2 separate regions of the Mus musculus genome follow, and region 2 is linked to region 1. The links are chromatin loops, found by intact Hi-C in ENCODE. Cell type or tissue: gastrocnemius. All regions are shown on one strand.

Region 1 (5,000 bases):
ATGCTGACTCCAGGGCAGTCTTCACGTTGGGTTACTATTAGTGTTTACCTTTATCTGGGGTCAAAGAAGCAGATGCAAGAATTGCAAGAAATGTCTACGTACTTCTTGCCCTGTGCCTGGTTTTAATCTAAGAGCTTTCCCTGTGAGACCCATAAGGCCCTAGAAAAGTCCACTTGCACTGTACGAATGTTAGCCTCACGCCTGGTTTGTACAGTTGAAAGTAAGGCACAGAGAGGCCCTGCAGCTTGCTCACTGCAGCTAGTAAGTGTCAAAGGAGAAATTTGAATTGTGGCATTTAAGTGCCAGGGGAGCCTGTAGCGTCACTTTCTGCTCCTCTCCTTGGTCCCTACAAGAAAGGAACAGTTCCAATGCCTGAGAGTTCGTGTGTTGCACTGCCTACAACTCAGCCTGCAGGGCGCCCCACCCCAGGATTCAAGCTTCTAGATGTATGTGACATGCAGATTTGTGCCCAGGGAGACAGTAGCTCACTCTCTAGTCCCCGGTCCCTTCCCACCATGAATAGCCACAGAGACAGACAAGAGATTGCCTGCTCACATCCAGAAGCAATGTGGCTGGGTAGCTAGAGTGGCCTTGGGCCCTGCCCTAGAAGCCATGGCTCTTTCCACAGCCCATTGAGCTTTCTGGAAAGCAAACATCATCTATCCCTGGAAGCAAAATGACATGTGTGGGATAACTAGGAGCAGGGCCGGGACTCTTTGGACCCCTAACCCCTCTCAGCCTGGTCGCTGAGCCACTCACGTGCACAGGTGTGCAGATCACTGGGAGCACGAGCCAGTTTAGGTTGTGTGTCCTGCAATACTCACCTGCCCTGAGTCCCAGTTCTGCTATGCTAACTTCACACTTTGGCTATAAAAGTTCTTCCCAGGACACTCCTGCCCTGCTCTGGTTTCGGGCTGTCTTTGAACTCACAACACCTTGTAGAACAGACATGGCTCTGAGTGTGTGCATTTCTGCAGTGCCTGCTTCCCCTGCTGTGTTGAGTCTGCAGAAGGTCAGGAGCGATTGCACACTGCATGACCCAGCATCCCGCACACCCCATACAGCTGCTGGATGAAGGAACAGCTTAGCAGTTCATTCCGTGCGTGTTCTCACTGGCTGAGAGCTAGAGTGAACATCTCCATTCCATAAACAAGAAACACTGGCTCTGGCTTTGGGGATGTGTGTGTGTGTGTGTGTGTGTGTGTGTGTGTGACTGTGTTTCCAAAGCACCCTACACATGCACACATGTGCTTGTGCACCTATGACCTGTGCGTGCACTGTGTGTTGAGTGTATATTATGCTATGTACTTTAAATGGGGTGTGTGGTGGGTAGTACATGTGCATAGTAGTTTAGGGTTTGGTATCTGCAGGTTGTGTGGTATGATAAGCATAGGTGTGAGCTATATTGATATGATGGTGTGTGTGTTTTCAAGCTGTGGATGTAGACTGTACATACATACATAGTATATCTATTGTGCATTGGGGCATGTATTATGTGGAACTGTGTGTGTGTTAAGTTGTGTGTTTGTCTTGTTTTTATGTAGTGTGTATGTGTATTGTGCTGGGACAGTGTTTCATATGTATTATGGGCCTTTGTGTATATTATATGTGTTATACATATTGTATGTGCTGCATATGTGCTGCAAGTGCTCTGTGTGTAAGACACATGTGCGTGTATTATGCATTTATTATGTAGTACATGGATATGCTGTGTGTACAGTATGAACTGGGTGCATTTTGTGGCATGATTACTGGGCACAGGTGTAGATGTTACTATGTTTAGCATGCAGGAGTATAATGTGTATACATATGGTACATGTGTGTATGATGTGACATGTACTGTGCCTATGCCTATATGTATATGTTATGATACAATATTTTTTATGTTCTATGGGGCATGCATATGTGTGTTCTATAGCTTGCATGCGTGTAACATGTGTGTTGTAAATGTTTCTTGCAATGGTCATGTGCTTGTGTGCAAGTGTGTTTCATGTGTATATACTTGTGGTGCAATGTTCATGTGTGCACAGGAGTTGGTGGTACAAGTGGATACACATATACCAGGTGTGTTTGATATAAACATGCTTGGATATATACGTATACGTTGGGCAGACCGTTTCTTTGGCTGTTTCTTCCCTCCATGGTAACCAGTGCATCGCAGTTGTCTGGGACCTACCCCATTTCCACACTGAAAGGTCTCTGGCGTCAAGAAACCTCTTTGCTTCCAGTGAAGCACACACTTGGGCACTCCAATCTGGGAGTCTCAGTTACCAACTCTATGTAGAGGTAGACAGAGCCCTCTGCTGGTCACTGGCAGTGAGTGCAGTCGATACAACCAGCGCTCATACCTGCAATCTGATTCCAGGCACAACCTCTACCCTATCCAAGGTAGCAGTGTCCCCCACCCCCATCCCATTCTACTGGGTAGAAAAGCAAGAGACACCACATAGTAAGCACTGTATGTGGTGTGGAGCCCTGAGCTTTCCTGCCAGGGCTGGGAGACCTCTGCCTCTGGTGTCCCTTGTCCCACACGCCTCCAGTCTCCTCCCTGACTCCTAACCCAGGCATGTCCTCCTGACCTTCACCCAGACCCCACACCACCCTGGTTTTTGTCAGTCTCCTGGCTAGGTTTGAGGTCTCCTCAAGAATTGCAGCTGGAGATCAGTTTGCATGGAGGACATTCAATGGAGTTACTGATAATGAAAGACTGAAATATAAAAAAATACTAGAGTAAAAGAAGCCAAAAGACAGGCTCATGGTGGTACATGCCTGTGACACCAGCACTCGGTGAAGGAGGGTGCGGCAGGAGAATTGTGGGTTTAAAGACAGCCTGAGCTACACCACTAGACCCCCATCTCAGAACAAATGTCTCCAGACAGAGGCAAACTCTAGTAAACATATAATATGTGCTAGAGACTCCCCCAATAAGTGGCTTTTACCTCCTGAATCTGCTTCACAGATCTGTTCAGTGGGGTCCATTTTATGAATGAGGAAAATCAAGGTGTAGAAAGGGGAATGGGTTGGTGCCATGTGACCCAACAGCCTGTTCGATGCCAAAGTTAAGCTCTTAAACCATTATGGTAGACTCCGAGTCTGCCAATTTCTGGACCAGGCCTGGGAAAGACACCTGAATTGCAAACATTTAAAGCTTGCCGGTCTTAAAGCTGGTCACCTCCCAGCCTCTGAGAGTGCATTGGTGGATGCCTACCACAGAATCCTTAGTAGTACCAAGGAGCTGAAACTGCCCAGAGTCTCGTCCCAGAACACCAGAGGGCTAAATGCAACCTACAAAGTGCCCATCTGGCTTACACTTAATATTTGTGGTGCATCCAAGCACCCAGAAGGCTTGTTTGAAGTACAGGCTCCTGGGCACTACAGATGCTCTGAAGATGCTCTGGGAACCCTGTTCAAAGTCAACTTTCTAGGTCAGGTTAGCCAGAGCAGGGATCCTCAACCTTCAACATGCCTGTGAACATGCAGTAGTGGGTTGGTGGGCAGAGCTGGATTTCGGAGGTCTGGGCTGCAGCCTGAGAGGCTAAGTCTGCTGTCCTGGCTCTGCTTTCAGCAGCCAGGGCCTACACCAGCGGATCTCAAGTATGTGTAGGCCCAGTTCGCCTGTGTGTGAGTTCAAACACAGACATTTGGTCTTTGTGCCCCACCTCATATCTGATCCATGAGGGTGAGATGGCTTTTGCAGGCAGCCAGGCTGAGAAGCAGGGTCTAATTGCACAAGGCTGGTCTCCAGCATTGAAAGCCAGTGGAAAGAGCTTGGGAGGGGTCTCTTCTCCTGAGCTAGGAGGTAGCTGTGTTGTCGAGCAGAGAGCAGTGTCATAATTCATGGTCCATTCCGTTCCCTGAGATGCCTGGGACATGCCAGACAGTGGGTCACCTGATGACTCTCTGCTCCTCTTGTGAGTTCAACAGTCTGACCTGTGAGAGACAATGGAGCTATGACTGACAGGGCGGCAGAGGGAGAGGAAAAACAGAACTAGGAAGGGACCCAGCATCCCCATTCCCACCAAAACATTGTCAGTGAAGTTTGGATCTGGGCCTAGCCGGCCATGTCATGAGGGCAATCAGAAGACACCATGCTTCTGTCCCTTGAGGCCCATGTGGTGTGGCCATGATGGGGGACAATGTTTCCTCTGATCCCTCTCACTGCCACATGGCTGAGGCAGAAACTGCTCAGTATAACCCAAAAGTCCAAAGTGCTTAAGGGTGCCAGTGTGAGGAGGGGGCTTGCTCTGTGCTGGCCTTAGGGATCTGGGGAGAGGTCAGCCTGCATGAGATTCCCTCTCATTCCTAGGGAGGAGAACTTACACCAGTGTTAGTTACCTGGCCCCACCCAGGTGGGATCCATAGACCTATGGCATCAGCCCTGCAGACTCCAAGGCCCCACTCAGACTAGTGAGGGGTGGCAGTAATCGCTACATCAGATGTTCCCTGTGGCACTAACACTCATGTGAAAGTTGGATGCTTGGGACATAGCTCAGTGCAAGGGAATGTGCTTAGCCCATTCCATCCAAGAATCAAGCCCCAGTACTGGGCTCGGGGAATATGAGGAACTGGAGAGACGGCTCAGCAGTTAGAGCCCGCATTGCTCTTGCAAACAGCCTGAGTTTGCAATATAGCTCCCATGGCATCAAGTTCACAGTTGCTTATAAATCCAGCTCCAGAGGATTCAATGCCCTCTTCTGACCTCTGCAGGCACCTGTATGCACATGTGTATACACACAGACACACATACACAGAGACACTCACACACACACACACACACACACACACTCACACATACATACACATACACACTTTTGTTTAGAATATTGTTTCATCGGTCAATAGAAGAGCAGGCAGAGACCATACTTCTATCTCAGTTGTAGTGTTAACTCCTCACTTAATTCACAGTCTTTTCTGACGGATATTCATATGATCTGAGGTCACTCCTTTTGAAAATGCACTAAAATTATGTACGCTTGCCTGCAGCTTTTTAAAACGCCGTT
Region 2 (5,000 bases), 240 kb before region 1:
ACACCAGAGCAGAGGCAGGCAGAGCTCAGTGGGTTCAAGGAGTCAGGATGGTTGTTGATAACTAGGTTTTCACTGGAAATTCTATGCCTCGTCTACTTTCTATTATTCCTAAACTACTTTATAACTCTTGGCTTATTAAAGAAACACACAGAAACAAAATAGAACATTTGGAAGGTAATCTAGATTTCTTAAAAGGGAGCCAAGTAAAGACTCACCATCAGTTATGAATCCCATACACGAGTCTTGAGTGTGATCATATTTACTCTAGTTTAATACACCGAATAATTTATCTCTTACTAGAAAACAGATAGGTAATAATAGCTTAACATTCCTAACTTAACAGCTTTCTTCTTAAAAAAAAAAAAAGTTAAATAAAACTAAAGGCATATTAAATAAAACTCCAGTAAGGGTATTTTTCGTTTTTGAAGCACTTTGTATTGAGTCTAGTTAACATCATACAGCATTACTGTGTAGAGAGCACATCTAACAAAAAGACAGCAAGCAAACCACTGCCTGGTCAGTACAAAGCAACATCACTGAGCCAAGCTTCTTCCTTTGATGACTACAAAGTCTTTAGAATGTTTCTATTTCAAATGTGGTCGACAAACAGCAGCGCAGTTATCAAACTGCCTTGTTAGTGTCCCCAGTCTGCTGCTTCTCCTCTAGAGTCTGAGAGATATTCTAAGATACTTTCACTAAAACCACAGGAGACACTCACATAACTGAAGTCTCCTTGTGTTTACTATGGCTGATAATGATGTGCTATATTTAATATGTAAGAGAATGAGAAAAGTAATGGACAGCTGGGCAATGGGATGCAAGTATTTATTGGTTTTACAGGACAAAATAAAACAAATTCTGCGGTATTGCTCATTATCTCCACTACTTAATATTTTCTTCTCTAAGCTTCTCTGACAACATTAAGTAGGATTTATAGACCCCTTCCCACTGAAAATCTACCATAATTATTAAGTTGCTATATACTGAAGTCTTCAACCAATACTGGGCTCACTACTATACATGAACTGTCTCTAAATGGGGCTGACATTAATTATTAAGTCACATGTAATTATGTGTAAGAATAAGTATTAAGAAGATCTAGGTAGCAAAAAAATTGCCAATTACAAATGTTGACAAGATTACTACACACGACTACTGAACGTAACCTACCCTCACAGGAATTCCCATATTGTTTTCCATACTCCTATGGAAGCAGTAGTTGTATTATTTGAGTTCTATAGGCCTGTGACAGAAAACAGAAATCCAAGGCAAGAATAGGAAGGAGCTATATACTTTTAAAAAACCACTGAGTTATTAAATGATACAAAATTTTTTTGTTCTTTTTTTTACTGATTCAGATTTAGTTTTTCTCCTTCTATCAAGAAAACTAATTTGTATAGGCTATATATTTTTATTCCTTTTTTTTTTCCTTTTTGAGACGAAGATTTTTCTATATAGCCCAGACTGGCCTCAAATCCTCAATCCACCTGCCTCCAATTTCCAACTATGAATATACATGCCATATTTACACACACACACACACACACGTACAAACATACATACATACATTTTTAAGAAAAATATTTTTAGAGACCGTCTTTATATAAAAACTGGTTCTTACTGGATTCTTGGAAGAAATCCAAAATATGGGGCTTTCATATTTCATGGTCGCAACAAATTACCTTAAATCTTAAAAACACACACAAGCAAATCTTGTATATATTTTCTGATAATACATCCAGCCACTTTGCCAATTTGTTTATACATGGTTTGTTTTCAAAGGCTGTCAGTGATTTGTAAAATGTTGTTCATATATTAATATGTAAAGCATTAATTTCAAATATATAAATTTAAAGAATTTACCATACTATTACTTAAAACTTAAATACTGCTAGCTATTTTCTCTGTATGTTTCTAAAAACTTCCAATTATATATTTTGTTAATATGTTTCTTCCCCTCAAAACAAAATGGGGGTTTAAGCTTTAAGCTGAGTGTTAGGGACAGACGCATGCTTCTGAAAAGAAGGACGCACCCACCCATGGCTCCACGTAGCCCTCTCTAACACTTAGAATGATTACATCAAATTCTACACAAAAGTACACAATGTTGTAAGCAGCCCACTTCCTAATAGTAAACATTTGAGTTTCCTTTTTTTTCTTTTTTCTAAGAATGTTATACATGCTTATATAACAGTTTCTGGAGTAAAAATAAACTCTCCATAATTAATTTAGTAAAATTAGTTCTAAAAACTTATGAAATCGTAATTCTCATGTATACTCTCATTAAAGAATACATGTCAGAATTAAACCTGTGTGAAACAGTATGCATCAACCATATTTTCACACTACACTAGAAAATTGTTCTTTTTTTTTTTTTTTTAACCATCTTTGCTTTTTTGTTTGTTTGGGGTTTTCTGTTTGGTTGCTTTTAAATTTTTTATTAGATATTTTCTTTATTTACATTTCAAATGTGATCCCCTTTCCTGGTTTCTCCTCCAAAAACCCCCTATCCTACCCCCTCCCTCTGCTCACCAACCCACCCACTCCTGGCTTTCCCCTACACTGGGGCATCGAGCCTTCACAGGACCAAGGGTCTCTCCTCTCATAGATGTTCCACAAGGCCATCCTCTGATACATATGAGGCTGGGGCCATGGGTCCCTCCATGTGTGCTCTTTGGTTGGTGGTTTAGTCCCTGGGAGCCCTGGGGGTACTGGTTGGTTCACATTGCTGTTCCTCCTATGGGGCTGCAAGGGGTTCGTTCCTTCAGCTCCTTCAGTTCTTTCTCTAACTCTTCCACTGGGGACCCTGTGCTAGTCCAATGTTTAATCACCTTTATTAACACTAGTTGCTAATGTCCTAAGAGGCCTCTGCAAAATACCGGGAACACAGAAATGATGTTCTGTGCCAAGAATAGCTCTGGTCCAAGAAAGTAAGCTATGGCTTGTAAAGTAGCCAAATCAAGCTAGTTCAAAGTATCAGGGTGGCTGATTATGTTGGCACACATCTATAAATCCTCCCAGTCAAGGGGCAGTGAGTTCAAGGTCAGCCCAAGCCAGGTGCAAGTATACCGTGATATATATAGTAAATTGCACTGTCTAGACATGTAACAAACTTGGTAATGTCACCAATCAGCCACTTGGTGGCAGCAAATACAAAAGAAAAAATCTTCAGTATTTATTTGATTATTTTTACCAATACAAAAATATTTTTCCAATCTTATATTTTAAACAGAAGTTTCTAATGAATAAGGAGCTTCATAGTTCATCTTTTTAAAAAAACACAAAACAAACAAACAAACAAACAGTCTGATTACGTTGTTCAAACTGGCCTCAAACTCACACACCTCCTGCCTTGGGAGGATCACAGGCACACACAACACTACTCAGGACAATTTTAGAGGTTTGGGTTGTTGGTTATATTGATAAACAAGACTAGACCAGCCTTGAACTCTTCTCTTCCTTCTCCCTCAGTCCCCTTTATTAAGATTACTGGCATGTGCCAGCTAACATACTCAACTTTGATAGTAATTATTTTAACATTTCCAGTCAAGCTCAATCTGTTTAAAAATAGCCTTCTATTACAGCACTGACAGACACAATGCAGTCACTTCAAAAAATATGCGACTCTTTTGATGCTTATTAAATAACATATCAAAATAAAAATACGTAAATCATTCTTTCTTTAACCAAATTAGGTGCTCAAATAATCTATCCCCACAAATATTTATTCAACTTATTGCTTGTTCATAATTAATTATATGCTAAAATTACATCAATGAACAAGGGTTTTTTGTTTTGTTTTATGAATCTTACACAAAGTCTCTCATGCATTTCTTTTACCTAGGTTTTGCTATACAGACCAGTATAGTGAAGAACAGACAGTAAAAGACTGTAGAACCAAAAACCAGAAACAAAAAATAAAGACTGTAGCTTTCTTCCACCTGTAATTTAATTTACAATGAAAAAATATTACACAAAAAGTGAAGTCAGGATTACCACAGCCCTCCTGTTTTGCTTGCTTTGTTTGTCCCTCTCTTTTGTTGAAATATTTATTTTGAAAGGGAAAGCACCTGCTACTCTTTATTAACTATTCTGCTTCTTAATTTCACAAAGTGACCTAAGTATTTAAGTTACCAACACCTAAAGAGAGTTATTTCGGGGCTGTAGAGATGACTCAGCAGTTAAGAGCATTAGCTGCTCCTCCAGAGGACCTGGTTTGAGTCCCAGGACCCACATGGTGAATCTCAATTTTCTGGGGGTACTGGTTGGTTCATATTCTAATTTTCTGTAACTTCAATTCCAAGAATCCTGACACCATCTTCTGGCCTCTTTTAGGTACTAGGCATGCATGCATCATGTGATGTACATATATACATGCAGACAAGACACCCACACAGAGATAAAATAATAATGATGCATATAGAGCAACTTCTTGCACAAAGTTTTCATGTAGCAAAGCATGCTTCATTTCTCAGTAATCTGTTCTCAAAATTACTGCCAAAATGCTTATAGTAGAAGTCACTGGTTATAGTGAATTCAACCTGAGATAGTGTGGCTATACTGATAGATAAACCATGGAGTTAAACACACAAGAAGATTGTAAAGGCCCAGCCTTCAGAGACTCTTCAAGAGCAGGGATCGTATCTCATTCACAGCAGTGTATCAGTTCTGTGTTCTGCTTAACATAAACCAGTGAAGGACTGTTTCTCATGAATGAACACTTCATACTACAAACTATATAATATCTTGTCATAAGAATTGTCAAAAGCTCCTCTACTTTTATTTTATTTTATTTTGGCTATTCTTGTTTCTCCAAGATTTACAGCCTATAAGTTAATGAGCAATTTCACACAGTCCAACATAATATCAAGAGTCCACAACATAAAATCCCCAGAGGCAACATTTCTATTTCCCTAAATGCTCATCTCTTCTGTTAAGGAAGAAAGGTAAATGAAGAGTAAATAAACAATAAAGCAGAAAGTTCTTTCATAGATGTTTAC

What was found. Hi-C counts contacts between places; a loop is a spot of excess contacts. Peaks named below come from ENCODE experiments on the same cell type or tissue, not always from the same donor. Only the 100,000 strongest peaks of a DNase experiment are listed, where the experiment ranks them.
Region 2: it touches region 1 in a loop (5-fold over the local background); 28 of 42 quality-filtered maps call a loop at or near these places.

What each region holds. Positions count from the first base shown.
Region 1 is chr14:32,030,402-32,035,401 of GRCm38, forward strand. The region is part of intron 1 of Galnt15 (polypeptide N-acetylgalactosaminyltransferase 15); the gene reads left to right. Among named protein-coding and RNA genes, the nearest start is that of Galnt15, 3.8 kb to the left of the region's middle. In gastrocnemius, a CTCF peak has its summit at 2,304 (motif pointing left); a DNase peak (open chromatin) is centred at 2,308; H3K4me3 peaks cover 4,012 bases; H3K27ac peaks cover 3,833 bases.
Region 2 is chr14:31,791,559-31,796,558 of GRCm38, forward strand. All of the region lies in intron 1 of Ankrd28 (ankyrin repeat domain 28), which reads right to left. Among named protein-coding and RNA genes, the nearest start is that of Ankrd28, 36 kb to the right of the region's middle. In gastrocnemius, a CTCF peak has its summit at 3,125 (motif pointing right); a DNase peak (open chromatin) is centred at 3,094; H3K27ac peaks cover 747 bases.